6 separate regions of the Homo sapiens genome follow, and regions 1, 3, 4, 5 and 6 are each linked to region 2. The links are chromatin loops, found by intact Hi-C in ENCODE. Cell type or tissue: ovary. All regions are shown on one strand. Region 1 has its middle 110 kb from the start of COL6A3. Region 2 overlaps COL6A3 (collagen type VI alpha 3 chain). Region 3 overlaps RAB17 (RAB17, member RAS oncogene family). Region 4 overlaps LOC105373953 (a long non-coding RNA gene). Region 5 has its middle 85 kb from the start of COPS8. Region 6 has its middle 69 kb from the start of COPS8.

Region 1 (5,000 bases), 100 kb before region 2:
TACTCCTCTCTACCCAATTTGAAGCAAATTGCTTATTTGCCCTTGAGGGTCAGGATCAATCATGCAAGCCCCCCATAACCCACTTCTTTGCTGATTGGTTTAGTAGCAGAATGAACCCTGAATGGCCAAGTAGCAGTATCGCTTCCTAATCAATGAATGGAACCATTATTGTAAGACCTAGTAGAAGCAGTCCTCCCTTTAGTATCTTAGAGATACTAAAATCTCTAAGATTCCAGTGTCTTGGGAACAAGAAGAAAAACAAAACTATAACTGGATTATCAGCAATAACCCTCTGGGAAATTCCATGTCTCCTTCCATCTCATTGTGTTTAGACCCACAGTTATTAGTTATGGAAGAACCAGCACCAGTATATTGGTCTTTGGCTAAGAGAATATAGGCACAGCCTACAGGACAATGCTACAAAATCACACGGTGCTGTTCCCCAGCTGGTGCAGACCTGAGTTTTTAGTAAGCCATTTATGTTAGTCATTAGGAGGTCACATATATATATATTTGGTTCTCCTTCATCACACCCTGGAAGCTAATTTCATCCTTGTGATGACTTGGCCAATGACATGTAAGGGTACATGCTAACTCACACTGGGGTAGGAACTGCCATATCTTTTTTCCCCTTTCTTAGTAACTGTGGAAGCATTTGTCAAGGCAAAGCCTCCATCAGCCTGAGTGCAGGCTGGGTTGGACCTGAAGGGTGAGTGAGAAATAAACCTTTGTTGTGTTTGGGGTTACTTATTACTTCATCATAACCCAACCCATTGTAACTGATTCACTATTTCTTCTACAAGGTCAGTTGCTCCTGGGCCATGGGACAGGATAAGATCAATGGGACTTCATTTACTGGAAAGTGATTCCCTCAATTAGAAGCAATGCTGTGTGACATCCCAGGACAGTGGATAAGCCATTCAGTAAGTCCATGGATGGAGGTCCAGACAGCATGGTAACCAGGAGAAGCAAATCCACATTCAGACTGTGTCCACTCCAAGTAAAACAAATCATTGCTCTCTTGTAGTGGCCTAAGTTCAGTGCTATCAACTCCTATGGGGTCATTGGTCAGTCCCACTGTGCCAGGTCAGGAGGTCAGGGTGGTCATGGTTGCTGGCAAATCACTCATACAGCAGCAGCAAAGGTGACACCAGCTGTGATGAAGTGGAGTCCGTATCACAGGTCCCACTCACAGGCATCATCCTAAGTGCAAGGTCACATGGTATTTTGAGCCCATGATCACTGGAGAAAAGACGCTGACAAAGATCCCAGGCTGAGTCATCCCAACCCACTGTTTATTGAAAGAACCCCCTATAGCTTTCAGATGTAGTACAAATATCCTCGGCTTTGGGCTCATTTCAAAAGGACCGGCCATTTTCCCCAAACCTCCTCTCTAACCCCCCTGTCCTACTGTTTTTGAGTCCCTGACTCCTGTGTCATAGCCCATAAATCTGCATAGATCCTCACCTGCTGCCATTTCTTTACCCCTGGTTACCACAGAAGCAGTAAATGTGAGAAGGGCGGGGTACCTAGCATGTGACCCTTCGTTGTTATTTTCCTCCCCATTAGGATTACTGCATACCAAGTGGACAGATGCTTGCTCAATGTTCTGCCTTTGGGAGCTCCTTTCCTTCTCTGCTGTCCTTCAGGATATCCCGAGCAAGGGCTTAACATGGCATCTTTCAGTTGTCACATGGTGTTGGCAAGTCTTGCCTTCACTCCACTGAATGGTGGAGTGATGCTGGCACACCTGACTTGTGACTAGGTGGGCTGGGTCACATCTGGCTTGTGACTGGTAACCTAGATGGTGTGGCCTGTCGTGCATGTCAGGAGCTGTTTCCTAAAGGAGAGTCCTGCATGCTCAAGGAAATGTGGATTAGCTCCAAAATCCTGAGGAACTCTGCCTTGACCCCACCAGTCATGATTTGTCATAGGTTTCACCCAGCTTCCTCACATCCATGAAGAATTTGAGAAGGGTTCGGTGCGCTGGATCTCAGAGACATGTATGGGACCCACAGCAGGTCCCCATGTGCTAATTTCATGTGTGTGTCTTATAATAAACTACAAAATCTTTAAGGAAAACAAGGGAATAGCAGTAACAAATTTAAAAAAGAATATAAAGTCTGAAGTTTACAAAGTTAATTTTTAAGGAAATGAAAACAACAATTAAGCAACCTAAAAAGCTTTTAAATTTAGAAAGTGAAATTCCGTAGCATGAACCGAGGGTACGGACAAGAGAAGCTATTAAAAAGGATCCAAAGGTTATAAAAATAAAATTTCTCAAGGATTCAAGAGAAATAAAACAAAAATAATGTCGAGGCTTATGATTATGGAATAAAGCCAAAAAGAACTGAAAGGCAGGGATACAATAAGATGACAATTTTGATTCCAGTTCCTACTTGACAAAGACTAAAAGCACCCTCTGAATGGTTGCAATGGCCCCTGTGACTTCCTGTGTAGTAGGAGACCGGGCGACATCAAGTTGGCATTAAATCACACACTTGGCTTCTGGCCTTGCTCAAGCTAGGACATGGAAGTGGTGGTCTTTACAGTGGAGGCAAGTTTGCCCTCTGCAGGACTTTGGCTCAGAACCGCAACTATCCCTAGAGACACCCTAATGCCCTGCACTGTCCAGCAGGCAGCAGCAGCTGCCCCTTCTCTCCCCATGCCGTGCACATGTGCTCGGCAAGAGGCTCTCTGGGTCTGTGAGGGCTGCACGCGCAAGCTAACCCAAACCCTGCTCTCAAAGACATCAAGGAATAATAAGGAATAACAGTTATGTGCAAAAATGGCTGAAACCCAAATGTCTGCTTTCTCCACCCCACTAGCCTCCAGTCTTGATCTCCCATTTGCATGGGATGTTGTTGTTTTGGTCCCAGTCAACTTTGAACTCATTGATTTCACACTGTGCCCCCTTATTGTAGTTTTACTCAAACTGTATGGGCGCACAGGAAGCAATGCCTTACATGTGCCACACATCACTGGAAAAGCCCCCACCAGCCGCCCACTCACCACAGTGCTGTCTGGCTCCCACCACTAAGTGCTTCTTACTGCTGCAGTTGGGCTCACTGAGCCAGTGTGGAGATTGGCATGGAATCCTTGAGATGTGCTCATGGCATCAATGCCACTGATGGGGAGAAAGAAGTGAGCTAGGCCCAGAGAACAGGTGGGCTATGGTGCAGTCAAATGGAGCCTCAGCTGATCTCAGACGAAGTCCTGAAAATGGAAGGGCTTCAGAGTTGGCTCAATTGAGGGACCATGACTTGGAACCCACTCATGACCAGTCACTGGACACAGGCTGCCCCCAAAGAAGGGGCACAATCTTGGGTAAGACCTGGGACCAAGGGTAACGCTCAGAGAGGGAGTCAGCTGGAAGCCACCAGCAGCCACCACTCCTGGCAGTGAGAGAAATGAGTGTCCCATCCTGAAGGAGGGTCTGGACAGTGCACCACAGCACCCACTCCACCCGGCCTCCCTGGTCCTTCGTGGCTTTCTCTCTGTACTTGCCGAGCACCCCAGGGTCACACTTGCGTGTGTGTTGGCGGGGGTTGCAGGGGTGAAGATCTTAACTCGAAGTGCCCAGTTCAGTGGCATTAAGTACATTTACACATTCACATTGCTGTGTAACCGCCACCTTCATCCATTCCCAGAAGTTTGTTCATCTCCCCAGACTGAAACTTCATGACCATTAAACACGAACTCCCCATTAACCCTTTATTTTCAGCCCTTGGAAACCACCATTCTATTTCCTATCCCTATGAATTGGACTATTTCAGGTTGCTCCCATAAGAGGAATAGTGCGGTATTTGTCCCTTTCTGACCGGCTTATTTTGCTTTCTTCTCTTCAACGTTCAGCCAGGTTGTAGGTAACATGGGTCAGAATCCCCTACTTTTTTAAGGCTGAATAATACTCCACCGTGTGGATAGACCACATTTTGTTTATCCATTCATCTATTAATATTCAGCGTCCTTCTTAGCATAGTGGTGTTTCTCCTGGTCTCTCCTTGTATAAATATTTATACCAATTGCTACCGAAAAACACACAATTCCCTCCTCATTTCTGAGTGAACTCTAAGTATCAGAGTGTTCTCAGCAAGCAGTTGGCAGGGGGAAGCAAAAATTGTTCTCAACCAGAAAACATTCACTGAAGAGCTGACCACTTGCCAAATTAGCCTCCATGCCTTCCCCTCTCCCTGCTTAACACTGCAGCTGCCATAACACAGTCAAACCATGTCAGGCGCAGCCATTCTCTTCCTGATTGGAGGAGGCTATTAATACAACAGAAATACAATGCAAATTAACTGCAAACTTCTTCAAAGAATGTAAGATTTTGTGTAGCAGGTGACAGTCATACTAGAGGACTTCTGGAATCACAAAGTCTGGTAGAACAGTTATCACTGAAAAGGGAAAAGTTAACAAAATTGGTGACATTATCAGTGACTCGCAACAAGACTTAATCCCAAAACATCTAAGGGATTAAGAGAGGCCTTGGAAAGATGATTAAATCCCTGGAGCATTTTGACAAGTGTGACTCTCTTCACGAACTTGCCAGAAAGTCAAATGAGAGAATGTTTCATACTTATCATGCAATATCGTGGTCTCACGTGAAGTGTAGCCTTAGCCTGACCCACTAGATATTTCAAAACAATAATTGCACAGCAGGATTGTTCTGCCTTGAGGAGAAGTTAGGAACAGGTTAGAATAAATTGTCAAAGAAATAAAGAAGAACATTTCTGAACTTCTAATCTAAAAAAAATACTTTTGACAAAATTCAACATTTATTCCTAATTGTAAAAAACAATACATTAAAAGAGAAAAATATTTAACATAAATATATATAACATAGTATATAACATGATTGCTTAACGTCTAAATTCAGAACCTAATACCAGAAAACAATGAATGAGACATTCTCAGTGAAGATAGAAATGCTTAATACCACACCATGATGTGTAAGTACTAGGAAGTTTAATAAAATAAGAAAAATAAGAGCTACAAAT
Region 2 (5,000 bases):
CAATAATCTGTTTGACTCAAACTGAATGTGTATCCTGTGATAGCAACATTTTAAAACTCTTCTCATCAGGCAGGGTAACTAGACCTCCTTTGTCACCTACTGGGGTCCTTTGTCACTTACGGGGGTCCTTGTTAGATATGGAGTAGCGGATTCGAGATCTTCAACTCTTCCTGGTAAAATCTAACAAAGCAACACCTGTTCTGCAACTTGTGGATTATAACAAAGCAATGCAGAAAGAGAAGGCCTGGACATCCCCTACCAATGCCCTCCCTCTGTGAATGAGAGCACCTGTAAGAATATGCCGACCTGCAGCCAGGCTTAGGCCAAGCTCCTCAGAGGTGGGTCTCCTTCCCATTACAAAGGCAATTAAGAAACTCCAGATTAATTACCCAGATATTTGAAAAAATTACTTTAAAACATATTCCTAGCATTGCAGATAATAACCATGAGGCAGAAAGTTCCATATCTGGTGTGATTTGAAAAGCTAGACGCCACCATGCAAATGTAAAACACATTCCACATTCTGAAATATACGGCAGCCAGACAAGATTTTGTCTGCACTTATACTGCTAATTATAAACATCAGGCAGAGACTAGTTCCATTTCAACATTAAAGAAGAAAGGTGCATTAGAAAATGCTTCAAGAAATATTGCACAAATGCCCACTCCATTCCAACTCCTTGCCACGTGACGCTGCTGGATCCAAATTGGAGCTTGGCACTTATTCCTGTCTTTTCCTTCTTGGCAATGAACTAAGGTGCTACTGACCTTTCCAAAACTGTGGTGTTCCACTGTAAATGATTAAAGTGGCTGAAAGGTGCTCTCTTTGTAAAGAGAAAAGTTAGATATTTTGTCTGTTTTCTAGTCTAATTTATAATCAAGTAGAGAAGATAAAATCATTCTTGAAAACAGAAACCTTTTCAAAAATCAAGTTGGAACATCTGATAAAATATCATCCATGCTGGATTTATTGCAGTAACCTGGGAAATTCTACTTCCTTACTGCCTCTGTCAGCAATGGTCGGCCAATCTCTCCCAGCCTCCCTTTTGTGTAAAAGAAGGCTCCTTGCCTGTTGCTCGAACAGGCCATAGTCCTGCGACTGCTCTCTTCCATCTGTTGCCCTGGGCTCTGATGAATGATGGGTTTTCTGCAGCCCCAGTTAGAAACAGAGCACCCTGGTGCACCGCCGGGCCGGCTGTGGGTTTAGCTGAGTTGGCGCTAACTCTGGGTACCGGCCCTGGGCTGCTGAATCAACTAATGAAGATTCCAGAAGTGAAAAACCAGTTTCCTGGAATGGTTTCCCTTGAGATCTGAGTCAACTCCAGCTGCTGTTCAATTTTTAATTTTGAAATTAAACCGAGCCATGAGCTCTTCCTTCCAGTGACCAATTCCTGATGCTCTGGGTTCCTGAAAACCTAATGTATAGCACACACAGGGGGTTTTACAGAAACATTTCCCATTGTACTTTTCCCTGGCCACTTGCAATTCTCAAATGTTTCTCTGTAATTCATGAGTTTAAACTTCAGGAGAACAGTAGGATCATACTATGCTGAATGCAGCCAGACCCCTACAAGACTAACAATTTGCCTTTGGGAGAAGGTTTGGCAGAACTTTTCGTATTTGTTTTTTTCTTCTCTCCTTTTTCTTTCCAGATTTTTTTAAGCAACAGTTACTCCTCTGCTGAATCAACTTAAAAGAGGCTACTCCAAGGAAGACTGGGAATGGGAAGAGTACCTTTCTCCACATGGCACCCTAAAATACACTCTTAAAGGCTTGTCCCCCTTGAAATGTCCAGATTCCAAGATGTCTGCATATTGGAAACATCAGACAATTCTGCTACTAGCTCTGTGGCCCTGTCACTGGGCATACCTCTCTGAGCTCTCTTTCTTCATCTGAAGCATAAAGGGCGTGGAGAAACCATCCACCAAGGTAGTAGTTTTTTTGATATTTCAATTAGCCAAACAGAAATTATATGTTTGCCAACCAGAAGAGAGGGGGCTATGTCTTAGTCATTTTTTTAATATTCCCCAAGAATGTATTCTCTTTTTTTATTATTTTATTATTATTATACTTTAAGTTTTAGGGTACATGTGCACAACATGCAGGTTTGTTACATATGTATACATGTGCCATGTTGGTGTGCTGGACCCATCAACTCGTCATTTAGCATTAGGGATATATCCCCTCCCTGAACCTCAGGGCTCAAGGCCATGATGCACAATAGGTCTTGTTAAACTTAAGTAAACATGAGAACACAAAGACCAACCAAAGGGTTAGGTTTTTGTTTTTTTTGTTTGTTTGTTTGTTTGTTTGTTTTGCTCTGAGCTAGAATTGTCTCCCTCAGAGTCTTAATGCTGGTTATCTCAAGCGAACAGACATAAATCTGAGAGTCAGTAATATATATTTGTATTAATAAATATTCAAGACGAGACATTCATAATCATAGCTTGTGTGAATTTTTAAAAGTATGTTAAAACCCATTGTCCATTATTAGGGGAAAGTATCAAAGGACATGTCACGAGCACCCTTACAGTTCTAAAATCCGGTAATTCTACAGGGATACGCAATGGCATGAATATGCAAACCTACTTTGGTTCTCAAGCACCCGACTGTTCATTTAAACCTCTGTAATTAGATATGGGTAAAATGCTTCCTATAAAATGTCTTATTTGCTGAATACCCTTGTAATGCAATTGTTTGGGAACAAAGATGCCTCCTTTGATGGCACAATTTCATCTCAATACACTTACACCTGAGCAGAGAAGAAAAACAAAGCTCTAACGTATGTACACTTCCGTTATTATGAACAGCCACAATAAATATAATAATGACAATCATGTATTGAAATATCAGTCCTAAAACTGCCCGCAAGCTCTGCTGAGATGGTCATCACTGAGTTACTACAAACCCTGAAACTCCACCCTGGGAGACTCCAGGCACCACTTCAGAGATTTTTCTGAAGCTCGCAGAGATACACCTCCCTCTAGAGGAAAGAAAACCAAACTGCCTTTTCAAAAACAGACCAGGATGAACGTGCTAACTCAAAATTTCTTTTCTTTTTTTTTTTTTTTTTTTCTGAAACAGGGTCTGGTTCTGTCGCCCAGGCGCTGAAGTGCAGTGGCATAGTCACGGCTCACTGCAGCCTCAACCTCCCAGGCTCAAGTGATCCTCCCAACTCAGCCTCGTAGCTGAGATTACAGGCACATGCCACCATGCCTGGTTAATTTTTTAAAACGCTTTTGTAGAGACAAGGTCTCCCTATGTTGCCCAGGCTTGTCTCAAACTCCTGGGCTCAAGCGATCCGCCCACCTCAGCCTCCCAAAGTGCTGGGATTACAGAGATGAGCCACAGTGCCCAGCCCTCAAAATTTCATCTCTTTCCCAAAATGGACTATAAGACCAGAATGTATTAAAAATTATATTTTTCAAAATTAACAAAGTGAATTGTTGAAGGGAATATCTCTGCAAAATCAGGACCTGTGGAATACTCCCTGGAAATAAGACATTCATGACCACACATTAGAGGGGGCAAGCAACATGTTTTATTTAAAGAATAGGATTGTCCTTTCTTTGCACTGAATTTTTACACTGAATTCCACTGAAGTTTTACAGTGGAAACAGAGAAGCTGTATCTAGAAACGGGAGAATGAAGATAACCATTCTTGTCTAGTTCATGGCTGTCTGAATTAGTAGGAAACTTTAAAGCTCCCCCACTTTAAAATTTGGAGGGTTTGCGGCTTTCATTTTCTTAGCTAGAGCTAATAGGATTTTCTTTAAATGTCAGGTCCCTCCTCAAATCGTCAGCTATTTATGTAGCAGTGATGTGTTTTTTACTGCCTGCTTGCTGCAGCCAGGACACCATGAAAAGTTTGCTCCCGTAAGTCAGGGTGGAAAAGCTGCCTGGTACACAACATCCCTGTCAGATGGAAACCGCCTGCAATCCTTCCCCCAAGAGATAGCAGATTTTCAGCTTCTTCCAAAAAGAGCAGTGACAAAACTGAACTTTCAAATAAAAATTTTTGCTAAAGCTGTTACTGCGCCTGCAAGGAAGTGTCACGCAATAGTATTCACGACTTGCCGGTGAATTTTAAGTCCTAAACATGGAATTTCACATATAAGTGGGAGGTGATATCAACCGCTGGTGAAGACTACGCTTGATCCAGTTGTCTGAACACTCTGAGCAAGGAAACAAATGAAACCTCGCTGGCAAAAAGTCACTGCCAGCTTCCAAAGCTTCCAAAGAAGGCGGTCTTGTTTCAAGCTGGCTTTAGGCATCCAGGTCTATGGGTTCCGTTCCTGAAACTAAGGTCAGGATGAGCAGCCTCATTGGAACCATAAATCAACAATCGACTGAAGAGAGGAGCTTCTTCCTACTTTCTCATCGGGGACGTATTAAGTTCTAGGATAGGAAATCACAAAAGGCACTGATGATAAAGTCAGTGCAATTTGCTGAGTCCTGAATGCTTTAGAAATAAAATGAAGTGTGAAGTAAAGACAATTTTTCAGAAAGGTGCCTACCTCGTATCAAAAATATCATTCAGACCCCAGGTTTGGACATTTGCCACATGTCCCCTCACCTGTGGGCCACAACTATAGTGGGGTGGAACACGCTCCCTGCCAAGCAGGGAAAGAGCGGGGCCAAGGGCTAACATTCTAGAGGCTTCCCCAGCCACCTCCCAGAAAGGTGCTGTAGCCACACCCTCCAATGCCTGGATAGGAAAAGCCAGGACAGCCTCACTTCACCCCAACATGGAATTCCTTCCCAAGCCCTCTGCTCCACTCAGTGTCTGCTTCCTGGCTTCTCTCGACCATGAGTGAGGAAAGGAGAGAACTAAACCTCTGGGTAGCAAGAAACCCCCTAAACAAAGAAGTCCAGACAGGCAGCTGTTCCTACATCCTGATCTTTGTAAAAGCCACGCCTCCCCACCCAGGCTTTCATCCTCAGCTACAAGCCCACTTCAGAAAGAAGAGCATACAGGTCCCCTCCTTCAGCGCCCTCCA
Region 3 (5,000 bases), 160 kb after region 2:
AACAAACCGTTGTAGTAATTTCACAATATCATCTAGTTTTTAGTCTGTACTCAGAAATCCCCACATGCAGCAAGACAGTCTCCTTTTTCCCCCACCGGGCTCCAATCTGCATTCACAGTCCGTTGTTTCTCTTTGATTTCCGACCAGTTAATTTTTTATGTTGTCCTGGTGTTGAATTTTTCAAGCACCCAGATGAGTCGTCTTGGAAAATGCTCCACCTGTGTGATTTGTAAGTTGTTCCCCCAAGGTGATGTCCCTGTTCTTCCGTTCCCTGTACTTCCTGTCATCAGAGAGGGGCATCCAGGATCTTGCCTGGATTCAGGTCGCGCACTGTGGACCCAAAAACTGTGTCCTTCCCACTGCATCATATCTGACCATGGGATCCTGGGCTCCCTCTCTGACAGTGCTATTTGACCCTGTGGTAGAGACAGATCTCTTCATTGTAAGAGGTTTTTTCCCTGTGTGATCAATGTGAAATCTGTGCTGGGGCCAGGGCCCCATGGCCAAATCCTGTTTCCCAGCCAGCTTGCGGCCTGAGATGTCAGTGTCCCCTGACTACCCATGCCAGGCTCAGCTGCTGCACCACCAGTCACCCCCACACCATGGTGATTCTCTAATTCCTTCCACAGTCATTAGTTGGATTCTTCCAGAGAAGATATTTCTTTTTTTCTTTTTTTTCAGAACTTTATAATTTTTGACACTCGAATTGGCCTAAATTTGGCCAGTGGGAGTCCTAAACAGGGAATAAATTTTAAAAAAATTAAAAAGAATAGTTCTGTGAGTCAGCCACTCTGGGAAACGCAGACCCATCAGAAGAATGGGATGGGAACATACTCAAGAGGAAACAAGACAGGGCGGGCACGGTGGCTCACACCTGTAATCCCAGTACTTTGGGATGCCGAGATGGGCGGATCACTTGAGGTCAGGAGTTCGAGACCAGCCTGGTGAAGCCCCATCTCTACTAAAAATGCAAAAATTAGCCAGGTGTGGTGGCGGGCGCCTGTAGTGCCAGCTACTTGGGACTGAAGCAAGAGAATCACTTGAACTTAGGAGGCAGAGTCTGCAGTGAGCTGAGATCCCATCACTGCACTACAGCCTGGGTGACAAGAGCAAAACTCTGTCTCAAAACAAAAAAAAAAAAAAAGAGAAAGAGAGAGAGAAGAAAAGGTTAGCATCACAGGCTGGGATGGCAGGGGCTCCCAGGGCCACTCATCAACATTGCCATGCCTCCGGCATCCACCACCACCCCCCACAGGCAAACAACAGCTCACGAGAAGACCCAGGTCCGAACTCAGGCTAAGCAGGGCTGGAGCTGCTTCCCCAGCAGCAGCCTGGACAGTGGGTACATGGACCAGCTTCTCCCAGGATCTGGGGCCAGTGGGGTCCTGGACCCATTTATCCTGAATCATCTGCGACACAAATGTCTGCAGCCCTGCTGGGGCCTCTCCCTGTGTGCTTGCAGAAATAGGGCCTTCCTGCCTGCTGCCCCACCCCAGCCCCGTTTCGGGACAGGAAGATAAGGTGGTGGAGCACTGACACAGGTGAGTCTTCCACACGCAGGTGTCAGGGGCGGCGGGGGCTGTTTTCAGGAAAGCCTGCCTGTTCTTTAGGTCTCTGGGGAAAAAAAACATGCTTTCCTCCCTTTGTTGGATACACATGTGTTGAGTGCCTGGTGTGTGCCAGACAGTGTAGAGGACCCTGGGAATCCCACAGAAATCAGGACAGACAGAGGCCCTGCCCTCACTGAGGTTCTCAGCCTCACCTATGCTCACCTGGAAGGATTTAGAAATCCCTGGGCAGTCTGATGGAATCAGAACCTCTGGGTGATATGCAGCTGAGGCGCTCCATTTTTTTTTTTTTTTTTTTTGAGATGGGGTCTCATTCTGGTGCCCAGGCTGGAATGCAGTGGCTTGATCATGGCTCACTGCAGCCTCGACCCCCGAGGCCTAAGCAATCCTCCCACCTCAGCCTCCAGGGTAGCCAGGACTACAAGTGTGCACCATCATACCCAGCTAATTTTTTGTTTTGCTTTTTGTAGAAACAGGGTCTCCCTTTGTTGCCCAGGCTGGTCACAAACTCCTGGCCTCAAGTGGTCCTCCCGCTTCGGCCTCCCGAAGTGCCAGGATTACAGGCATGAGCCACCGCACCCTGCCCCGGTGTGGGGCTTTCCGAAGCTCCGCAGGTGACTCCAGCACAGGGTTGAGCCCCACCTGCCTAGTGGTGAGGGAGGAGGGGAAAGGGGCAGTCACAGTCCTGGGAGACCCAGGGTTCCAGGACCACCACAGATCTGTCCACTCTTGGGGAGGCCATGAAATGATTCCTGAAGGAGTCAAAGGACACATTTTAATAATAAATGCTGGCATAGTCACAGGAGGTCGTCAAAACAGAGGGGGAAGCAGGCAGTCAGACCTACAGGCATCCTACAAACTTCCCTTGTATTCTTCCCCTTCTATGTCATCAAGCCGCTCCTCTGCAGCTCCTCTGAGAGCCTCCTGGTTCGCCCTTCAGCAGAGCAAGCACTCCGGACGCCAGGACCGTGGGGCTTGCCTTCCACAATGCTGGAGCGCCATCTGGTGGCCACGGGCAACCTCAGCCTCCTGCCGCCCGCAAGCTGGGTCCCCACCCCGGCTGAGGGCCCGCTGCGGGGGCACAGGGCGCGAGGACACAGCCTAGCACACTAGGGACTCACACTTCATGTTCTTCATCGGCAAGGGAATCATCGCGTGAAAAATGGTCCAACTTTACTCGCAGCCGGAAACTGCAGTGTGGATAGCAATAATACAGTGTCAGATTTCACCTGTGAAATTGTCTAAGAAACGAGGACAGTCCTCGCGAAAATCAAGGGAACAGGCCCTCTAGGAAGCTATTGTTTTCTTTATTTATCCTTTAGCTTTTCTTGGAGATCATGACAGAGGTGTGTGAAATCTGCTCTGCATTTGTCTAGTAAAGATCACGTGAGGAGTTCATTTCAGGTCACACTAGCACCAGGAAAGCCAGACTCCAAGGAAGATCCAAGATGTTTCCTTGTCCCCAAGATTGAAAGCTGGATCTGCCAGGGGCCCAGTGGACCCAGGTGGCTCCTCCAGTTAGGAAAACGAAGCCAGGGATCATGAGGGAGGAGCTATTATGAAGCTGTGGTTGGAACACTGAGAAACCCAGGCTGGCAAGGAGGGGCTGTGCCCACCCTAGGCCCAATGGATGAGCAGAGGGAGCAGCCACCAGAACCTGCAGGAGGAAGAGGCCTCTTGGACAGGGGCAGTGGCTTCTGGCCAGGACACAGCCAGCCTCACCAGACAGGCCCTAGGCAATGGCTGGCCTCTGTGTCCCCTCCCCCATCCCCTGCCAGGGCTCCCCATGGTCTGGGCCCCACTGAAGGTCAAGGCCTGGCATCTCTACACAAAGTGAGTGAGAGCAGAAGGAAGCCCGGAGGAGCCGGGGAAGCCTCAGGCACAGAGCTCTTTCCCCTTCTGTGTGATGAGAAGCTCAGCGTCAAACGGGAGGTATTTTGCTTTCTCCTTCCTTGATCCTTACAGCAGCCAATACAGTGATGCCACTTTTTCCAGGTGGATAACAATGTCTTATTGTTTAAAACTTACACCTGCTTATCATAGGGACAAGGATGAAAACCAATATCACCTTCCAAAAAGTGGCCACCTTTGAAATAACCTTGCCACATCAGGTGTCCAGATAGAGACCCAACAGGAAAACATCATGTGGGGTTTACCTCCCAAAACAGGGTCTGGGTTGCTGCAGTTTGGATATTTGTCCCTTCCAAACCTCATGTTGAAATCTGACCCCCAGGGCCAGACGCAGTGGCTCATGCCCGTCATCCCTGCACTTTGGGAGGTGGAGGCGGGTGGATCACCCGAGGCCAGGAGTTGGAGACCAGCCTGGCCAACATGATGAAACCCCGTCTCTACTAAAAAATACAAAAATTAGATGGGTGTGGTGGCACGTGCCTGTAGTCCCAGCTACTCAGGAGGCTGAGGCAAGAGAATCGCTCGAACCTGGGAGGCAGAAATTGCAGTGAGCTGGGATCGTGCCAGTGCACTCCAGCCTGGATGACAGAGCGACACTCCATCTCCAAAAAAAAAAAAAAAAAAGAAGAAGAACTCTGACCCCCAGTGTGAGAGGTGGGGCCTAATGGAAGGTGTTGGGTCATGGGGGTGGGTCCCTCATAAATGGCTTGGTGCCATCCTAGCAGTAATGATGGAGCTCTTACTCCAAAGCTCCTGTAAGAGTTCCCCCAGAGCTGGTTGTTAAAAAGAGTGGGACCTCCCTGCTACCCTCTCCTACTTCCTCTCCCCGTGTGACCTCTGCACGCCAGCTCTCACTGCCTTCTGCCATGAGTGGAAGCAGCCTGGGGCCTCACCAGAAACAGATACCGGCCCTGTGCATCCTGTGCAGCCTGCAGAACCATGAGCCCAATAAACCTCTTTCTTCATAAATCACCCAGCCTCAGGTATCCCTTTATAGCAACACAAAAACAGACTCAGACATGGGTTTCTCTGTAAAGGGAGGCAGGCAGGATGAAGAAGTGTGGCCATCTGGGAATGCATCCCATCCAGAGAGCTGGGCCAGGCCCACGATAGTCACAGCCTGCCGCATGGGCCTGCTTCCTTATTTACTTAACAGGAGCCCTCCCAGAATCTATACAGAAATACCTACAACCATCCACCAGGCGCAGTGCCCTGCCTTGTCCTCAAAAACTTCTAAAAGCCAGATTGTCAAAAGCAATTTAATTTTTGGAGGAAAAACTGCATACGCAGTACAACTTATATCTCAGGCGAAATGTCTCAGAATCTTCCTGCTCATTGGACAGAAACTCAGCTTCACCACATTGCCAGCCGGGAGACCATGGAAGGGAACTGGCGCCACTGCCCCCAGCTGCCCTTCCCAGGGGCAACTTCACCAAGATGTGGAAATCCTGGGCCCACCCCACAGTCAGTCATCGCTCCATTTCTTCCTGGCACCACCACCTCCATCTGGCCTGCTCCCCA
Region 4 (5,000 bases), 150 kb before region 2:
ATTAGACCAGGAGCACCAGAAAGTATAAGAATAAAATTCTTAGATTTAGTTTAAATCTAAATTGGCCTTAAATGTCGGTTTATGTTTCTAAATGTCCAAACAAAAAACCCAGCAGGTTCTTGTATGATAAAATATAATACTGAGTAGACTGCACACAAAGGAGTTCAGAATGTTTTTCCATCTGAAAAAACCTCTCTACCCATCCTTGTGAATTTTAAGAGGTAAGCATGTAACCCACTAGGAAAGACGCCCATACAGTCACAAATGGATAGTGAGGGTTCCAGCATTCTGTGATCCTCAATTTTAGTTCTAGAGCCAGTTTGTAGCCTCTGAAAAACCTTTAGAAATCATGCCCATCGTTCATGGATCTTGAATATCTTCATTTTGTAGCTTGTGTCACTAGGATGTGAGAATTTTGTGGGTGAGTTTTCCATCCTCCTTGTGCACTGCTCTGTCCCTCTTGTCTTAAGTGAGTGTTCCGTACACAGTAGTTAAGTCTATCAATCAACGTTCAAGTGTTATTGTTAGTTATAAACAGCTTTTTAAGGTCATTCATTCAGTCCCATGTGCACTGTCTTCATTAATCTTCATAAGACGAGAAAGGGAGTATGATCACCATTTTACAAAGACAAGGCTAAGATTGGAGAAGGCAAGTGATGGCCCCTGGTCACTCAGCTAACAAGCCCAAAGCCTAGGCATGGAGCCTCCATGTGACAGGTGCTTTGCTGACATGAACCAAACCATTCCCACTGGACCACACGTCTCCAAGCACCTTTGGTTTTCCCCATTTGTTTGGATCTAGAGCTTGCAAGAAGCTGTGACCAGAGGCAGAGTAAGTGGGAGTAAGACTAAGGTGAGGGATTGGAGAGGCAGCCTTGCCCCGCGTGACCAGGAATCAGGACACAACTCCACCAACAACCTTGTGTAACCTGTTTCTTTTTTGGAAAATGGCAGGATCAGGCCAGATTGTGAGGGGTTCCCCAGGGGTTTGGTCTTGCCATCTCCTTACAAGGCTGGTGCCCTTCCAAGATGTCCACTTAGAGGCTGAGGAATGAGGCACAGGAGGGTCTTCTGGCAAACACTCTGAATGCCCAGTGGACACGTGGGGATGGCAGTGACCCACTTCCACCGTCTCCCTCCCAGCCCAGGCTAGATTCACTTCTGAGCAGCCAACTGCCCTCCTTTCCCAGACCGGCTGGTACCTCCTGCCAGCTTCACCTCCCAAGCCTTGATCACAAAACCCTCCATTTTTTTCAGCCTGTTTTGTGGGACTTGCATTCTGTGGATCACCCTTTGAAAAACGTGGTTATCGTTATTCTAACGGCCAGATAGAAGGCAGTGTTTTTATACACTGAGTAGCTATGCATACACTAGGCAGGGGAAATCCACAGCTTGCTGCTACCACAGCCCCTCTAGAGTGGGTTCTTCAAGAGAAATGTAGGAGGAAGCTTCAGGCAGTACCATTCTTTAGCTGGAAGGAACTCCAGCCCTTCACTGTTGTGGAAGCTGGGCCCAGAGCAGGGAGGCAGCGTCCCAAGATCACACGGTGAGTTAGTCACCAGTGAAAATAATATTTTCCTCCTTGCACACCACACCCTCTTTTTTTCCAGGCAAATTCCAGGCTCCTTTGGAAGAATGACAATGCTACAGAAAAGCACATGGATTTGCAGCTTCGTGGACATCACCTGTGAGGGTGACAGCTCTTTACTCTCAGTGAGTTCCCCAGGTACACAAGCTCCTGAACAGACACAGGATGCACACATCTAAGTGCTTTCTGGCCCCAGATCCACATGCGCAGATGTAGAAGGGGCTTTCAGCTGATCACGAGGGTGTGGAAAGGTCTCAAGGGTGATTCAGGCACATAAATTCAAAATCTGTTTCTTCAACAAGAAATGCAGCTACCTTAAAAAAATTTTTTTAAGTAATCCAGATAATATTTTATTCAACAGATGGAGGAAAGTGAAGCCAGGCTTACTGAGGAAAAAAAACAACCCTCAGAAATCAAAATCAGACAGCTATACCCGGTCTGGCTGCCCCAGAGCGGGAAGACCTGAACCTTGGCAGGGCTGGCTGCTGTGCTGACCAGTCTGATATCAAGAAGAGAAGTGATTTTCCGATCCTGCATCCGGTACAGCTGTGCGGACTCTGCTCTTCCTGCCATTCCACCAAGAAATTAAAAAGCAATTTTCTTTTGAAGTTCTGGGGTTTTTTTGTTTTTTGTTTTTTTCATTTAAGATTACACTTTGAGGTCAGAAAATGAGACATAAGGAATTCACAAACACACACGCATTCGATTCAGAAACATTCCACCCTCCACATCCCCATTTTAAACTGTCCTGAGGCCCAGATGGTTTACAGCTTGAGCCGGCTTAGGCTGGCAAGCATTTCAGGGATCTGGTTGACTACGTTTTCCTGAAACAGAGGTATTTTATGCATTAAGCTGATCAACACCGGGGAGAATGGGGCACCCTAACTGCCTTTAAGTAATATCTTATGAAGCTCTTTTAGGATTAGCAGCAGAACAAAATACACCCAGGAATCAAGGGTATAAAGCAATGAAGATTGTGTTTCACCTTGCAATATTGTGAGTAGTGTTGTTTATTCAAGGCAGTGTTAATTTTTATAATTTTTAAGCTTGTATGTATGTTTTTCTCCTCAGATGATTATGGTCTGTATCAGTTGCAGTTCAAGCAGGAAGTAGAAACCACACAGTAACTTAAACGGGGAAAGTTGAGTATAAAGAATTAATAAGTAAAATGTAGAACTGGAGTAACAAGGGATTGGCTAGTGAGAAGTGAACTCTAAAGAATACAAAGCAGCAGATAGAGGGAGCCGCCACTCTCCGTCCCTGGAGCTGAGATGGATGCTCGTGGAAGGGCCCTCGCTTCCAGGGCTGAAAAGATTCAGACATGCCGAGAGGGCACAGCCATAGCTCAGTGGGTGGCAGGGAATTTTTGCAAGTGCTGTGGTGTTGCAACAGCAGAACTTGCTAGAAATGGGCCTCTTTTCTTCAAATCGAAGGAAAGACATTTCCCCAAACTGAAGAGGACAAAAATGAAGAAATTCTTAGCCTTTCCCTCAAATCAGGAGCCCCATAGTTCTCAAGGTCATTATATTGGTGATGGGCTATATTAATCACTTCTCAAATTCAATCGTAGTCTAACTCATGTTTTCTGCATATATTATAAAATGAATTTCTAACAACATGTACATGAAATAAAAATAGGAAAAACGATGAACATGGTTATCATGTAGAAAAAAATACTTGTCATAAACAAATAGAACATTTGCAGAGCTTCTATAATCCTTGTTTCTGTAATTTGGCATTGAGCCATGTTAGGATGTGTGGCTTCCTTCTCTGGCTCTTCCATATTCCCCTTGCCCTAAGCCAGACCGTGGCTGCTCCAATTCTTTACAAGGAGGTTATGTCCTTGATCAGCCTGCCTTTTCTTTAGTTTCTCTAGTTTTCTACTAAACTTTACTGTTGGTTAGTTTTTACGTGCAAGTACTCAGGGGCACTCATTGCCCCTGACAGTCTCCTCCCTCCGTCTGCTGCGCAGCAGAAACCCAGTTTCCCCTTGGTCACCAGGATCAACCACCCGAGCTATAGACTCATTCCTTTTGTGACTGTTTGTCCAGTGGCCTCTAGGACCCCACAATGGCCATGCGGAGTCTCTGCTTCTAGTTCAGTAGAGTCATTGCTGTGTCCCTTGATGGGGGGGCAAGTGCTTCTGCACAGCTGTCTGAGATCCCCAAGCCCTCAGAATCCCAGGTTGCTAGGATGGCGATTAATTCTTGGACCCATGGGCTCTGGCCATCATGGTCTCTGATTCAAAATATGTAATGCATCCTGTAAGACGGAGTCTTGCTTTGGCCTACTATTTTATGAGGCTATTTTAGGAATGCAAGCAGAGCAAAAGACACCCAGCAACCAAATATGTAAATCAACGAAGAATGTTTCAGATTGTAATCATGCAAGCAGAGTGGTGTCTATTCGATGTTGATTTTTCAAACTTTCCAACTTGCATTTTTTTAGAGTTGTTAAAGGATGAAAAAATTAAAGCTAGACAGGAGGAATAAGTTCTAGTGGTCTATACCACTGTAGGATAGCTATAGTTAACAATAAAATATTATACAGTTTCAAATAGCTAGAAGGAGGATATCAAATGTTATCAACACAATGAGCTTATAAATGTTTGATATGATGTATATGCTAATTACCCTGATTTGATCACTATACATTACATGCACCTAAAAATCATGATGTACCCCCGTGAATATGCACAAGTATTATTTGTCAACTAAGAAATTAAAATTTTAAAAATCTTTTAAAAACACTATTGCCTATAAAAAGAAAAGTTGAAAAAATCTATATGCCATGCCATGTGTTGGCACTGCATTTATTGTCTTATTTATCATCATAAGCCCACCTAGCAGACAACTGTGAATCTCCATATCTTGTAGAAAACCAAAAGGTTAAAAGATTAACTTATTATTTCTATAAGCATCATTAATGTCACAACCTAAAAAGAAAGAAAGAGAAAAGGAAAAATGGGGTCAAATTTTAATGTCTGGTATAATAACTCCAGATCTCTAGAAACTTTTTTTTAATGATTCTTGCAGGTATTCCTTATAACCAGGTCTCAGGGTTGCCTTTGCTAGGGGTGATTTTATTAGCAGGGATTTAGACAGAAAAGACTTGAGCCAGACTTCCACAGCCATAACAGACCTTTGAGACATCTTATCTCCAAAGTCTGAGAATTCCCTAGAGAAACATGCTTCTCATTCTATGTCCTCTGATAAGCTAAGGAAGAGAAAGTAAAAAAAAAAAAAAAAAAAAAAAAGACAGGGAGTAAAAGAAAAAAGGAAAGCAGAAAAAAAAGTCATGTTTGTAACATATAAATTATTTTCATATGCATTACTAAAAATTCCCAGCTCTGCAAGAATGGATCAGTTCCAAGAAAGATAGAGCTATAAAACTGTAACGTCCACCTCAAGTC
Region 5 (5,000 bases), 240 kb before region 2:
ATTAGACCTTTGTCAGATGTGTTGCTTACATATATTTTCTCTCATTCATTAGATTTTCTTTTTACTCTGTTAATAGTTTCTTTTGCTGTGTAGAAGCTCTTAAGTTTAATTAGATCCCATTTGTCCATTTTTGCTTTTGTTGCAATTGCTTTTGATGGTTTTTCATCATGAAATCTTTGCCTGTTCCTAAATCCAGAATGTTATTACCTTGTTTGTCTTTGAGGGTTTTTATAGTTTTGGATTTTACGTTTAAGTCTTTAATCCCCTTGAGTTGATTTTTGTATATGGTATAAGGAAGGGGTCCAGCTTCAATCTTCTGCATATGGCCAGCTATTCCAGCACCATTTATTGAATAGGGAGTCCTTTACTCATTGTTTTTGTCAGCTTTGTCAAAGATCAGTTAGTCATAGGTGTGTGGCCTTATTTCTGGACTCTCTACTCTGTTCCATTGATCTATGTGTCTGTTTTTGTCCCAGTGCCATGCTGTTTTATTTACTGTAGCCCTGTAGTATAGTTTGAAGTCAGGTAACATGATGCTTCCAGATTTGTTCTTTTTGCTTAGGATTGCCTTGGTTATTCGGACAGTGCCCCTTCCACTTACAGAGATTGGGATCCACTTACAGAGAGTAAGTGGATAGGAAACCTTCCAGACACCCATCACTACTTCTCACCAATGTCAAAAAGGGGCCTGTATAGGCCATTGTTTAGCACAGCATGAATGAGACTTTAAATATACACTATCAACCATGCAGTACATGTGAGTCCAAGTGCAGGAGAGGGTACAGAACTTTTGTAGAGAACCCGGGGGGGACCTCAAAATAGTAGATGTTAAAGTCTTTGAAGAAGAGAGAGGGCTAAGCAACAGGATATGCAATTCCTCAGTTGTCTGATAATTAGCACATCTGCTAATCTGGGTGCTGTTTCAGTGACAAGGGTGAGTGGAAACCAAGGGGAAAGAGCTGTGAGATATTTGACACAATAACATTTGTGTAAATTAAAAATGCACTTGCAATGCACAATTACACATTGTAGAATAACACACATAAACTAGAGGATGCAGATTAGGGAAAACAGAATTAACAAACGGCAGGAGAATAAGATAAATTTTTTAGTGAAGCAAAAGGGATAGATGGGTGGATGTACAAATGGGTAGACAGGAAAAAAATGGGTAGACAGGTAGACAGATTAAATAAGTGGATGGATAGATAGATAGATAGATAGATAGATAGATAGATAGATAGATAGACAGACAGACAGAAAGACTGAGGACCCAGCATAGACCACTTATAATGGTGGCCCATAAACTAAAGAGTAATTAAATCAAACTTTTGCACCTGAGGATTAAGAGAAATATTAAAATATTTGGGATAACAAAGCAGTCATTCCCTGAACTAATTAGGTGAAAATGAAGCCTAGAAGCAGAAGGAAACATGGTGTCCATCCCCCTTTCTCACCAACTCCCAGACTGGCTGGGAGGAACATGGACTTCCCAATACATGTGGAAAGAGGCCCCAGCCAATTTTATTTGAATCCCAAAGGAAAAATTTCCTCATCTGACATCTGGTTTTCATGCCTGTGTGTGAGAGTTTGTGTATGTGAGTATCTGCATATGCACGGAAGAAAAGCATGAATGGAACATTTGAAACTATTAAGAATGGTTATCTCAGGAGAGTGGTGGGGGGTTGGGGAAGGGATTTAATTTATATTTTATATTCTGCTTAAAACACTTCCAAAGAACATGTATTACTTTTGCAATAATTTCACATCCACTCAACAGATACATTCGTTTCTGGGGAGTATTTCTTCATTTTGGTTGCAGCATTTGGATGTCGTTTTGAGTGTTTAATGATTATTCATTAATTTTGCTCTCTGACCAGTAAAGCACCCAAGCAAAGAAGAGTCAAACTATCAGCATTCCAACCATCTGCCCACAGGTGGCTTTCCTTAACAAACCTTGGTATCTTATTTTAAAAATAGCCCTACCCTGGCCGGGCATGGTGGCTCACACCTGTAATCCCGGCACTTTGGGAGGCTAAGGTGAACGGAGAAGGTCAGGGGATGGAGACCAGCCTGGCTAGCATGGTGAAACTCTGTTTCAACTAAAAATATAAAAAAGCAGCCAGGCATGGTGGCGTGCACCTGTAATCCCAGCTACTCAGGAGACTGAGGCAGGAGAATCGCTTGAACCCAGGAGGCAGAGGTTGCAGTGAGCCGAGATCATGCCATTGCACTCCAGCCTGGGCAACAAGAGTGAAACTCCATCTCAAAAAAAAAAAAGGCCCTACCCACAGTTTTAGATTCTGGATATCCAAGACATTAGATATTGTTTAAATACACCATTTTATCTGATCAAGCCGCTTGAAATCCTAGAATGATTTGAGCGGGCACAACTAGGGTAATGCAAATGGGGTTTTAAATATCTCTCATTTCAAAAATTCCTGTTGACAATTTTCTTCTTGAAAGATCATTGTAATTTAGCACAAGAAAGCAGATTCTGACATTCTCTGCTTATTTCTTCAGACGGTTGTGCTGATATTACATTCAGTAGCTGGACTTTGATTTTTTTTCCATTTTCACCCATGTTTATCCAACACTGAATTAGGAGCCAGAGGCTGAATGAACTCAGGAGCGTGTGGGTTGGCCATCCAGGGTTCCCCTCCTGTATTAATAAATCCGTACCTCCCTTGCTGCAGACCAATATCGACTCTACTCTCAGTACCGTGGCCATGCACGATTTTCAGGCCACATCAAGACTTGCACAGCCTCTGGCTTTCAGTGGGAACAGAACCAGCAGTCTTCCTGGACTTCTCCCTCCTACACAGCAACCAGGAGCAAACTGATCCTCCGCGTATCACAGGCTTTGTCGAGTTGTAAAACAGAACTCTAACTGGTATCCGCCACTGATATCATGCAACACCAGATGGTGTCATTTGATCAAAGAATTTTGCTAACAGAAATCTCAGATTTCTCTCTAAGCGAAATGCCTTGACTTTGTGACTGATTGTGCAAGAATCTCAGGAATTGAGAAAACAGCGTCTGTGTTGCTACAAGACTGCAGCTTTGGATAATACCCCCCTGCTTTTACTTTCTTCTCTGTCTTTAACTTCAAAATGTATTTTACACCCCAAATAATTGTTTACTATTTGTTTCCTAGAACCTCAAAAGTCATTAATTTTTAAGAAAAGTCACTGTGCTTTGTTGGAAAACAACCTCAAACTTGAATGGCTTCACGCCAGTAGTTGAAAATATTTTACAATAGGCCACTTTCTGGAAAGTCTAATAAAAATCATACTGAGCATTTTTATTCCTGTTTACACTTGTAGAGCATTATCACAATTTAAATTATCTTCAGCCCATATATAGCTTCATATTTTGCAGCCAGCAATGAAGTTCTGCCCACAGTTTACGTTTACGACTTTCTTCTGAACTGCCGTATTTATGTTACTGTTTTCATCACTACTCTTTTTTTGTACATTTTACCACTTAAACAGTAAATCTATGTGTTTTGACAAATGTGTACAGTTGACTAACCACCACCAATGGTCAAGATATGGAGTATTTCTATTGCCATAGAAATATTCCTCCATAGAAATATTTCAATTCCTCTCAAGCCCATTTCTGCTCAATCCCCTCTCCCCATCCCCAGGGCTAGCAACTGCTGATCTGTTTTGTCCTTATGGTTTTGCCTTTTCCTGAATATCATATAAATGGAATCAGATTTGTAGCCTTTCAATTCTGGCTTCTTGCACTTAGCATAATGCCTTTGAGATTCTTCTGCTTGTATCAAGAATTCATTCCTTTGATTGTTACCCAGTATTCAGTCATATGGATGTATCACAATTTATTTACCAGTTGAGGGACACTTTGATTCCAGTTTGGGGCAATTATGAATATAACTTTGATGAATAGCTATTCACTACTGGGTCATCTAGTAAGTGTGTTTTAACTTTAAGAGTTGCCAAGCTGTTTTCCAAAATAACTATACTATTTTTTTTCTTTTTCCTTAGCGTGTCTACTTTTTCATGTTTTTGTGGTAAAATACACATAAGATTTAGCATCTTAAAAATTTTTAAGTTCACAATTCAGTGGTATTAAATATATTAATAACACTGTGCAATCATCACCACCTTCCATCATCATAACTCTTTTCATCTTGTAAAACTAAAGCTCTATTCCCATTAAACAACAACTCTCCATTCTCTTATCCCCTCAAGCCCTGAAAACAGCCATTCTACTTTCTGTGTCTAATTTTGACTAAGTATCTCGTATAAGTGGAGTTATACAGTATTTGTCGTTATGTGATTGGCTTAGTTAACTTAGCAGAAAGTCCACCGTGGACATGTTGTTCATCCATTTTGTAGCATGTGTCATAATCCCCCTCCTCTTTAAGGCTAAATAATAATCCATCATATGCATATACTACATTTTGCTTATTCATTCATCCATAATTGGACACTTGGGTTGCTTCCATGTTTCAGTTATTGTGAATAATGCTGCTATGAACATGGGTGTACAAATACCTCTTAAATACCCTGCTTTCAATTCTTTTGGGTGTATCCCCAGAAGTGGAATTGCTAAACCATATGGTAATTATATTTTTAATTTTTAAGGAACTGTCTCACTCTTTTCCACAGCAGCTGTATCATTTCACATTCCCATCAACAATGCACAAGGGTTCCAGTTTCTCCACATCCTTGTTGACACTTGTTATTTTTTGTTGTTGTTGTTGTTGTTTTAATGGTAGCCATCCTAATGGGTGTGAGGTGGTAACCTATTGTAGTTTTGATTTCCATTTCCCTTATAATTTGTGATATTGAACATCTTTCTATGTGCTTACTGCTGATATGTCTACTTAAGCCCTTTGCTCATTTTAAAATCTATTTGTTTCTTTATTGGTGAGTTTTACGAGTTCTCTATATATTCTGGGTAATAATCCCTTATCAGATATATTTGCAATTATTTTCTTCCACTCTGTTGGTTGCGTTTTTACTCTGTTGATA
Region 6 (5,000 bases), 260 kb before region 2:
TTGTTACCCACGAGATACCAAAGTGAGCAAATTATATGGAAATTGAAGAATAGAAGTATTCAAAGGTTTGGGTGATTGGATACTTAGTTTTCATTCAAACCTTGTAGAACTGCCCGGTGTCTCTAAATTCTGTGCATGTGACATATTACCAGAATTCAAATTAATTCTTGAAGTGAATTGGAAGAGAAGAGGATTTAGAAGAAGGTTCTGACCGGTCAAAGCCAGACGCTGCCATGTGGAAACATGGGCCTTGGATAGACAAAGACAAGCCAAAAATTCTGATTTACACATGAAACATCATGATTTTTAAATGGTGGCCAATAATTCAACAGAGACTTTAAAAGAACGTGAAGGCCACAAACAAACATCCCAGGTCTGCGGGCCATATGCCCCTCAGGGTGCCAGGGTAACGCCTCTAATAGTCATGCTGAGACAACATCCACATTAGTTTCCTGGGGCTGCTGCAACAAATTACCACAAACTTGGTGGCCGAAAATAACACAGATCGAATCACTTGTTCTGCTGGCCCAAAGTCCAAAACTAGTTTTGTCAGAGGCATTGAACCAGAACGACTCCATCTTGAAGAGGGGCTGGGTGAAATGAGGCTGAGATCCGCTTGAGGCTGAGATCTGTTCTGCCGCACTCCCAGGAAGTTAGGGATTCTTAGCCACAGGATGTTTATGGTTAAGGGAACAAGTTAATAATGTTTACGCAGCCGACCCAGGACTTCACAGACCCAGGAACTGCCCCAATGGCCCGATATCTTAAGTACAAAAGCATTCTTAGTTTAAGAATAAGTTTACTTTAGGGGTTGGGGTGGGGGGGATAGCATTTGGAGATATACCTAATGTTAAATGATGAGTTACTGGGTGCAGCACACCAACATGGCACATGTATACATATGTAACTAACCTGCACGTTGTGCACATGTACCCTAAAACTTAAAGTATAATAAAAAAAAGAATAAGTTTACTTTAAAGATATTAATATAGATTCTTGCAGACGACAATAGTTACACAAAGACGAACAATCCTTTGTCACAAGCTCTCGTAGTAGAGCACATCGCCCCATAATTTCCTTGACTTTGTTGTCTTGTGTATAAATAAGCACTGTACCTAAGGTGGGTGCCTTCCTCCTGTTGCTTTCAGGAATGCCCTGCTCTGTCTAGGGAGTAGACATTCTTTTATTCCCTTACTTTCTTAATAAACTTGCTTTCATTTTACTTTGTGGACTCGCCCTGAATTCTTTCTTGAGTGAGATCCAAGAACCCTCTCTGGGGGTCTGGATCCGGACCCCTTTCCGATAACAGTTTGACTGGGCTGAAGTCCAGGTGTCGACAGGATTGATTTCTTCCAGGGGCTCTAGGGAGGATTCATTTCCTTGCCTTTTCCAGCTTCTGGGGGCCACCTGTGTTCCTTGGCTTATGGCCCCTTCTTCGTCTTCAAAGAGCATCACTCCAATGTCTGCTCCAGTGGTCCCATTTTCCCTCTGACTCTGACCCTCTGGCTTCCCCCTTTATAAGGACCCTGTGACGACATAGGGCCCATTTAGATATTCTAGGACAATCTCTTCATTTCAAGAGACTTAATCACATCTGCAAAGTCTTTCTTCCATGTAAGGTGACATTCAGATTCTGGGATTAGGATGTAGTCATCATTGGCTGGGGGGTCATCATTCAGCCTTTCAAACCATAGGTCTTGACTGCTAATGGGTCATGAGAGCAATTTAATGGATCATAAATAGCATTTTTATAAAAATGTGATAGAATAGAATAATAGAATAATCAGAGGCACCACATTTGATACAGGTAAGTGCTGCCTTGTGAAATTTATCTCAGGAATACTCATCTACAGGTCTACATACCCAAGCAAATGTGTCTACAGGGTTCCAGAGCTAAAGGTTGGGCAAATTTGGAAAAACATGGCTGTAGAATATCTGTTGAATGACATTGCCTAGAGTGACCCAGTGAAGATAGAAGAGAACTTGGAGTGAGGCAATTGACCATGCCTTCCCTCTGCTGTGTGACCTTCAGTAAGTCAATTAACCTCTCTGAGTTTGTTTACTGGACTGTAAAACAGGGTTATTGTAATGATCAAATGAAAAAAAAATTGTGAAAGTTCTCTGGAGACATACAAATGTCAGGCAAGGTGGTTAGTGTGGTTAGTCTTCGAGAAGTGAATTGCCTTGAATAAAAGGGGTCTTATATTTGCTGTTCCCTTCGCCTTCCACACGATGGCATCCTTGAAACACAGGGAGGTGGCTGCAGGTGGCCTGTTGTGGCAGCTAGAAAAAGGTGCTAAGGATGTGGGGACATGTATTTCAAACTTTAAAGGGCCAAGGTCTCCACATGAAGGGTCGTCTCGTGAAAAGACTATATTGATATGATTTCCTTTTCCCTTCCAGTGGCAAATCCCCTCCTGACAGGCAAGCTCTTTGCCAAACAGGCGTTTTCCAGTCCTCAGAGCAGCTGCACATCATTATAAACAGTCCCTAAGTAAAGGATTGGCCCTGGACCATGTTGGGTCAATTAGCCCCTTTCTCACCTGGTTCTTTCCACCAAATTTCCAAAACGTTCAGTCTCCCACCACCCAAAACAGAAAACCCTGGTCCCTGCACTCAGAGTTACTACCTTTTATTTATTTTTTTTAAGAGATGGGGTCTCACTATGTTGCCCAAGCTGGACTCGAACGCTTGGGCTCAAGCAGTCCTCCAGCCTCAGCCTCCCAAATAGTTTGGATTACAGGTACCCGCCAGTGCACCTGATTTTAAAATCGCTACCTCTCTTCCTTCCCTCTGCCACCAGATTTCTAGAAGGAGCAGGGCACTCTTGCCTCTGCTTCTGCTATTTATTGACTCTGACTTTCAACCCACAATTCCACACACGGAAGCTCCTTTTCTTCATGGCCTCCTAATTGCAAATTCACATTTTCATTCCAATTTCTTCCTGTGACTTCTCTGCTGTGCATGGTGTTGACCACTTTCTCAGAAACTTTGGGTCTTCCCAGCTTCATCTGGCCTCAGGTCCTGGCTCCTCCCTATATCCGCTCACATCTGGCCTCTCCCCATCAGTCCCTCAGCTCCATCCTCCCTCCACTAGCTGCCAATCATGTGTCCCTGGGTTTCTGTTCCCCACACAGGTGCCTCAGGCAATGGGACTTGCAGACCCACACTCTGCCCCAGCCTCTTGACATGCCCATCAGAGTCCTCATCTGCCATTTGAGAGACAGGAACCCTGGCTCAGATCACAGTATCTCCATGTACCCAGACAGCGGGATCCTAGCAAGAGGGGCTGTCTGCTCAAGGTCATGAGAAAGTGGCAAGCAAAAGAGAAGGGTCGCCTTCCTCGGGATGGGCCAGCCTGAAGGAGTCAGAAGAGCGGGGAGGTATGAGGAACTCTATCTTGGGGCTGAACAGAAGCCCACAGTGCAGCCAGGAAGTGTGACATGAACAGTTCAGGCTGTGCACAAAGACGGGGAGAATGCTGGAGGTTTCTTATGGCAATGAGAGTTTCACACACCTGCCTTATTGCTTAGCCTTTGTGTTTCCCCTCAGGGATTAGCAATGCAATTCGAAAATAAAACTCACTGTGTGGCTGTTGGAGGGGGTAGCACACAGGCTGCCTCACAGCCAGCACAGGCAAGAAAGTCCCCCCAGGACTCAACAGCAATGGATTTGCAGCGGTGGGTGGCGTTTCCTGTGCCTTTACCCTGGGCTGGCCCCTGTGAAGTGCTTTCTGAGGACTGTCTCAGTCAGTCTTTCCAGCAACCTCAGGAGGCATCATTACCCTCCCCATTTTACCATGAAGGAAACCGAGGCTCAGAGAAGCAAGGAAGTTCCCTAAGGTCACACAGCCGGCCCAGAGGATCAGAACACAAGCCCAGGGGACGCAGCCCCAGGAGCTAATGAGAAAAGTGCCTGTGATTCGGCTTCAGGTCATACTGAGCACTTCTGTAGGCCATGCAAACACATTCTTTTTTTCTTTTTTTCCTAATGCAGGTTAGGGCTTAACTGGAACTTAACTGGAAACTTCTGTGCACATCTGCAGACACAGAAAAATGAAAACTTTAGCAACCAGCTGCATGTCCCAGAGAACAATTTTCCAAGGATAAAAGACACTCAGTGACTTCACAAGCACGGCACTGTGATGTCCCCTCCCTCCCCCTTTCATGAAATTCAGATGTCATTAGAGTAGGCTCCTAACCGTCCTTACCACATCAGCCCTAGGATGCCTCACTGAGGGCATGCGCTCAGTCATCAAGAGCACGCGGTGGTTTGTGTGCAGAGGGAACTACCCAAGGGAACAAAAAATAAGAAAAGACCTCAAAGTGGCCCCTGCCCCTGCCCACAGACAGGGAACCGGGTCTTTGTTTTGCTTCCTACGGGGAAGCATGCCCTGGGCAGTGGGTCTGGGGTGTGAAGACAGCCACCTCCCCACTCCAGCGTCTGCGGCTGCAGGTAGGGGAGGAGGCTGGGAGGAGGCCCTTCCGCACTTCCAAGCTGATCAGCGCAGCGTGAGCGCCGGCGTGCGAGTGGGTGCCGCGTCCAGACGGTTTCCATTTCCCCGGATAACCACGGAAAACATGAATCAGGAGGGCCCCGCGCTGGCCCAGCTGCAGTGTGGGGGCACACGCCGGTGAGTCACAGGCTGTGCTGCCAGCGCTGTTTTTCACATTTCTGTCCAGGGAACAGTTTCTCACTGGACGTTCAGTTTTTTCAGTCCTCTCTTCCCCCAGGACGTTGCTCAGACTGTGTCCAAGGGCTCCCTGTGCCCGCAGTGAGATGACAGCTTTCCTGCTGCCGGTAACACTGAGGAAGGCTGATTGAGCACAGCTTAGGGGACAAGGTCCCTGCAAATCAGGGACACGGAGTAACTCCTGGTCCTCAGCACAGCCCCTAGAAGAGGGCGCCTCGCAGACCCATTTCACACATGAAGGAAGCAAGGTCAAAGCTCTGGCCCGGCCGCTCATCAGCTTCCAGGGCTCTGCCCTCGGAGTCCACGC

The links. Hi-C counts contacts between places; a loop is a spot of excess contacts. Peaks named below come from ENCODE experiments on the same cell type or tissue, not always from the same donor. Only the 100,000 strongest peaks of a DNase experiment are listed, where the experiment ranks them.
Region 1: a loop joins it to region 2, with 4 times the contacts of the local background. A loop is called at or near these places in 14 of 110 quality-filtered maps.
Region 3: it touches region 2 in a loop (2.3-fold over the local background); 50 of 110 quality-filtered maps call a loop at or near these places.
Region 4: a loop joins it to region 2, with 2.2 times the contacts of the local background. A loop is called at or near these places in 3 of 110 quality-filtered maps.
Region 5: a loop joins it to region 2, with 5 times the contacts of the local background. A loop is called at or near these places in 51 of 110 quality-filtered maps.
Region 6: it touches region 2 in a loop (3-fold over the local background); 74 of 110 quality-filtered maps call a loop at or near these places.

Annotation. Positions count from the first base shown.
Region 1 is chr2:237,305,059-237,310,058 of GRCh38, forward strand. No RefSeq gene overlaps it. Among named protein-coding and RNA genes, the nearest start is that of COL6A3, 110 kb to the right of the region's middle. In ovary, no CTCF peak of the experiment used is centred here; no DNase peak of the experiment used is centred here; H3K27ac peaks cover 3,140 bases.
Region 2 is chr2:237,407,245-237,412,244 of GRCh38, forward strand. All of the region lies in intron 1 of COL6A3 (collagen type VI alpha 3 chain), which reads right to left. Among named protein-coding and RNA genes, the nearest start is that of COL6A3, 4.4 kb to the right of the region's middle. In ovary, a CTCF peak has its summit at 2,936 (motif pointing left); DNase peaks (open chromatin) are centred at 1,185 and 4,987; H3K4me3 peaks cover 2,418 bases; H3K27ac peaks cover 4,679 bases.
Region 3 is chr2:237,569,602-237,574,601 of GRCh38, forward strand. It overlaps RAB17 (RAB17, member RAS oncogene family), which reads right to left. Exons shown (of 6, transcript NM_022449.4): 6 at 4,725-5,000. Among named protein-coding and RNA genes, the nearest start is that of PRLH, 5.5 kb to the left of the region's middle. RefSeq lists a silencer at 2,492-2,677 and enhancers at 3,271-3,806, 4,925-5,000. In ovary, a CTCF peak has its summit at 2,579 (motif pointing left); a DNase peak (open chromatin) is centred at 2,540.
Region 4 is chr2:237,255,481-237,260,480 of GRCh38, forward strand. LOC105373953 (a long non-coding RNA gene) reads left to right here. Exons shown (of 6, transcript XR_924035.3): 5 at 1,611-1,726; 6 at 1,950-2,196. Among named protein-coding and RNA genes, the nearest start is that of COL6A3, 160 kb to the right of the region's middle. In ovary, a CTCF peak has its summit at 2,782; DNase peaks (open chromatin) are centred at 1,521, 2,081 and 2,866; H3K27ac peaks cover 4,082 bases.
Region 5 is chr2:237,168,693-237,173,692 of GRCh38, forward strand. No RefSeq gene overlaps it. Among named protein-coding and RNA genes, the nearest start is that of COPS8, 85 kb to the left of the region's middle. In ovary, a CTCF peak has its summit at 2,975; a DNase peak (open chromatin) is centred at 2,849; H3K4me3 peaks cover 780 bases; H3K27ac peaks cover 2,732 bases.
Region 6 is chr2:237,152,010-237,157,009 of GRCh38, forward strand. No RefSeq gene overlaps it. Among named protein-coding and RNA genes, the nearest start is that of COPS8, 69 kb to the left of the region's middle. RefSeq lists an enhancer at 4,030-4,564. In ovary, a CTCF peak has its summit at 2,247; DNase peaks (open chromatin) are centred at 2,257, 4,562 and 4,992; H3K27ac peaks cover 1,189 bases.